2 separate regions of the Homo sapiens genome follow, and region 2 is linked to region 1. The links are chromatin loops, found by intact Hi-C in ENCODE. Cell type or tissue: lower leg skin. All regions are shown on one strand.

Region 1 (2,500 bases):
AGGGAGACAGAGTTGAGCATATCTTCCTGTCTCCTTGCGGTTGACTTGCAATAAAGCTTTTATTTTCTCAAAAGCCAGTGCCATGGTATTGGCCATTGGCCTCTATGCACATTAAACAGTGCTCAGTTACAATCTGACCTTGGGCAAGTTACTTAACCTCTCTGAGCTCTGGTTTTTCCATCTATAAGAAGGGATGATGTCCCCTAGCTCATGGGGTTGTATAAAATAAATGACTCAACATACAAAAAGCACTTAGTACAATTCTTGACATATAGTAAATGTTGTATACATTGCAGCCCTATTAAATGATGTTTATTCATAGCTAAACCATTTTTATGCATTAGGATAGATCCTGTTCTCCTTTACCATTCATTTAATTCAGACCATCGACCTGTATTTTATCATCTCATATAATTTTAACGTATACCTATATTAGTGTGTGGCCAGCACCCACCTTTCCTATAGGAACTACTGCTCTCATGCCCACATTTTTATTATGATGGCAGCGAGAGCTGTGTGACCGCTGTCCATTGCCCACACCTAATTGGTCAAGAGGGGGACACCTGACCCAAGATGGGACAATGAACCCATTCCTCCAGAATGTTTATAGATGTGAGAAGAGAGATTATCTCAGGCCTCACCTAGATATAAAATCTGGGAGAAGTCATTAGTCATTTGCCAAGTGGAGAAACTCATTCTGCATTAGAGAATAAAGTCAGTGGAAAGAGGAAGCAGAGAAGACAGAAGTATCCTTATACTGGAATTCTCAGTTCCAGGTTTTGCTGACCAGTAGTTGAATTTCTGCCTTTTCTTCTGCTTAGGCTCCTCTGTTTCTAGGCTTTCCCTGTATCCTTCCAATATTGTTTCCATCTTGCCTAAGCTATTTCCAGGTAGGTTTATTGTAGATGCAATTAATGCAATAATATGCTCTATTATCATAAAGTAAAAAAAATAAGAAGAGGAAAAATTTTTAGATGTATTACTTTTCATTAATGACCTGGATGATACCACTAAGAATATGACCATCAAGTTTATGAAAGTGAATCAACAAATTTTTATAAGATACTAACTATATGTAAGCTCCCAGTAGAAGACACTTCAGATTTACCTTCCTATATCTTTTCTCATTTTTCCATAATCACAAATCCCCATTTCTGGATAGTCCTATTGGAACTCAACTAAAATCTTACTTTTCCTAGTCTCCCCTGCAATGGATGTGGCTGCATGACTAAATTCTGCCTATTGAGATCTAAGCAGAAATATTGTGCAGTGCTTACATTTTTTAAAAAAATCATGAAAATGAAGGAGATGCACCCTTCTTATCGCTTCTCTCCATCCTATTACCTGAGGCATGATGATGTGATGACTGGAGCCCTTTCAGCCATCTTGGACCATGAGGAGGATAGCTGTACCCTGGGAATAACATAATAGTGACTGGGAGGGAGCTGGCTCCTTGACAACTTTGTCAAGCCTCCACGCCAATCCTGGATTGCTCATTTCCAAAATTATTTTGTGTAAGCTGCTGTTTTATTTAAGCCACTATTATCTAGGTTTTACTGTTATATGCCACTAATTCTGATACTATTGATACAATAATACCATTGCAGTTTAATAAATTCTGATACTATTGATACAATACCATTGCAATTTAATAAACTATATTGAGTTAGGCTGGATCAATAAGGCTGTATAAAAAGGAGCAAGGCCGGCGCCGGGTGCAGCAGCTCACGCCTGTAATCCCAGCACTTGGGGAGGCTGAGGCAGGCAGATCACGAGGTCAAGAGATCGAGACCATCTTGACCAACATGGTGAAACCCCGTCTCTACTAAAATACAAAAAATTAGCTGGGTGTGGTGGCACATGCCTGTAATCCCAGCTACTTGGGAGGCTGAGGCAGGGGAATTGCTTGACCCGGGAGGCAGAGGTTGCAGTGAGCTGAGATTGCGCCACTGCACTCCAGCCTGGCGACAGAGCAAGACTCTGTCTCAAAAAGAAAAAAAAAAGAAACAACGCTGGGTGCAGTGGCTCACACCTGTAATCCCAGCACTTTGGGAGGCCGAGGTGGGTGAATCACAAGGTCAGGAGTTCGAGACCAGCCTGGCCAAGATGGCAAAACCCCATCTCTACTAAAAATACAAAAAAATTAGCTGGGCGCTATGGTGGGCGCCTGTAATCCCACCTACTCAGGAGGCTGAGACAGGAGAATCATTTGAACTCAGGAGGCAGAGGTTGCAGTGAGCCGAGATCACACCACTGCACTCCAGCCTGGACAACAGAGTGAGACTCTGTCTCAAAGAAAAACAAACAAACAAATCTGGCCCCGCACAGTGGCTCACACCTGTAATCCCAGCACTTTGGGAGGCTAAGGCGGGTGGATCACCTGAGGTCAGGAGTTCGAGACCAGCCTGACCAACATCGTGAAACCCTGTCTCTACTAGCGCCTGTAATCCCAGCTACTCAAGAGGTTGAGGCAGGAGAATCACTTGAACCCGGGAGGTGG
Region 2 (2,500 bases), 180 kb after region 1:
ACATGTATACAGTGTATGAGTTTCAATTTTTAAAATAAACATGCAATACCTTAAAAATTTTTTAATGTTTTAAATGTACTTATTTTTCTGACTCTGTTGCTTGAATCAGAAGTATGCTATTTTTATAATAAGAAAAAGAATTATGCCCTATAGTTGTGTACTCCTCCCACTCAATGACATTTCATTGTGCCTTAGTACAAATAATAGAGGCCAGGGGTGTAACTGATGGTTGATACGGAGCTCACCTGGATGACAGCCAAGTTCTGCCCCCACTCAACAGAAGAACAGGCCTATTGAATTCTGACTCCCTCCCTTCCCTCCTGTCCCCAAACAAAACGTTATTTGAAGAGTTTCCTTGTTCTCCAAGCAAATGAGAGCAGTCCAGAAAAACATTTCTCTCTCAGAAGCTTTTCCAGAAGTTTCCGATAAAGCTAAGACTCCCAGAAGAGCGTAAGTCAAGTAGCCAAGAGAAAGAGGAGTGACTGCCGGTTTCCGCGGGGCATCAGCGTGGGTTCCTGGGCATTGCTCCCCATCATGCAGTCTAACGGCAGAGGAGAGGACAGCCTTCCTGCTACCGGGAATCTTACAGCTGCCTGCCCCCCAACTCTACTTCCCCTTTAAAACAAAAAACAAAAACCCGCTCCTCAGAATCCAGACCAGAAACGATGGAGACATTAGCATACTCTGGCAAGCAGCCCGATGGATAATAGATAACAGGTTATCCAGGAAATAATTAGAAGTCTGCGCCCACACGGATCAGTTGCAGACACTGACCCCGTCATTCAGGATGTGGCCCTGAAAGTAAAGAGCCCTTTCTTCTTTCACTTTCAGGGGTTGGGAAAATGTCAGGCCTCTCTCCCTTCTTTTATGCCGTGACAAGTTAACAAGTGCTGAGTTTCAAATAGGCACTTAAGCCCCCTGAGCAAAGTAAAGTGGTTCTCACAGAGCCAGGGAGACCAACAGGTCCTCTCCCGTGAACCCCTAGGGCTGGGCGGGCCCACGGAGGAAGGGAGCCACGGATCAGGCGCGCTGCTCAGTCAGGAGGCCATAGCCGGCTTTCTCTTTCACCTCCCCTGTGGCTCCGACCTTCTTTCCCTCCGCGCCCACATTTCTGCCCCGGCCCAGCCCCTTGCATATTCCACCCCCGGCTGCAGAGGGAGGTCTTTTTAGCCCTGCTGTCTCCCTGCACTCCTACCCAGCCCTCTTCACAGCCCCCCTCCGCTGCCTCCCCACATTCTTCTTGTTTGATTGGGGTGGAGGGAGGCAAGATTCAGAAATAAAGCTTTTGTTTATATTTAAGGAATTCAATGGGTGTTCACTGCTATAGCTCTCTTTTGTGTTGTGTCATTGTTGCTTTCCATAATGGCTTCCAAAACTATTTTCTCTTCCAACCCTCCCTATCCTTAACCCCCACTAAGATGTGTGGAATTTGAATGTAGACAGGAACACAATGACAGATTGAGGCTTTCTCACTTTCTCTCGAGTGGATGGAGAAACCTAATAATTCTCATAATAAATATCCTGTGAAATCAGTCAAATCAACCTTCTTTTTTCCTGTCTTTGGATAGCTCTATTTTTCCCGTCTTTGGATAGCTCTATTTTTCCCACATAAACTCAATAGTAATAATTAACTCCCATGTTTTGAGCACGAACACGTGCTGGGCTGTGCTAAGCATTTTCTGTGCAATGCCTTAGCCCTTTCCACAGGCCTGTCTTACTATTCCCATTTTACAGATGAAAAAACTGAGCCCTTGCACAGATGCAATGACCTGGCCGTTTTTTGGTCTGTTTTGTGGGGGGTTTTTTTTAAAGGTAGAAATAGCAGAGCTGGGATTCGGATTACTATCAGATTCCAAACTTCCACCATTATACAATACTTACACCATACCAAACCTACACCATGCTAACAAGCACACTACACACCTACATCATCCTAACTTACATCACACTGACTCTTTTAAGGAAGGAGCAGGTGACAGTCCTATGTCCTGGAAGATGGGCTAAAGGGCTGGCTCTACAGAGGAAGGAATCAGAAGCCAGGTGTCATGGCATCCAGAATCTTCCATCACAGTTTGCCAAATGCTCCAAAGCTTCACCTCATTTCAACCTCACCAAAACCCCATAAGTCAGGCATGATTTTTCACTACCCCACCATCACTTGGTGTTACAAGTAAGGTTTAAACTGAGAGTCACAGAAGTGATTTGCCTGAGGTCATTCAGCTGATAAGTGGAGGTAGAATGTGGTTTTGCACTCAGGCTTTCAGTTCTCAAATCTTCACTGATCTTACTACACTCTTCTGCCTTTCAGCAATCCCTGAGTTAGGCTTCTCAAAACAATTCGATGAATGATACCAGGCTCCCTGGGTCGGCTTATTTGGTAGTCAATAGTTGGAAAAGTACAGTGAGTAATTGAGAGTGTGGATTCTAGAAGCAAATTGCTCTATCATTTGCAAGTTATGTGACCTTCAGCAAGTCTCGGTGCCTCAGTTTCCTCATCTAT

The links. Hi-C counts contacts between places; a loop is a spot of excess contacts. Peaks named below come from ENCODE experiments on the same cell type or tissue, not always from the same donor. Only the 100,000 strongest peaks of a DNase experiment are listed, where the experiment ranks them.
Region 2: it touches region 1 in a loop (2.6-fold over the local background); 65 of 110 quality-filtered maps call a loop at or near these places.

The regions. Positions count from the first base shown.
Region 1 is chr14:65,403,982-65,406,481 of GRCh38, reverse strand. It overlaps a transcript of FUT8 not described here. Among named protein-coding and RNA genes, the nearest start is that of FUT8-AS1, 7.4 kb to the left of the region's middle. In lower leg skin, no CTCF peak of the experiment used is centred here; no DNase peak of the experiment used is centred here.
Region 2 is chr14:65,228,381-65,230,880 of GRCh38, reverse strand. No RefSeq gene overlaps it. Among named protein-coding and RNA genes, the nearest start is that of LINC02324, 7.3 kb to the right of the region's middle. RefSeq lists a silencer at 1,869-1,918. In lower leg skin, no CTCF peak of the experiment used is centred here; DNase peaks (open chromatin) are centred at 250, 630 and 1,010.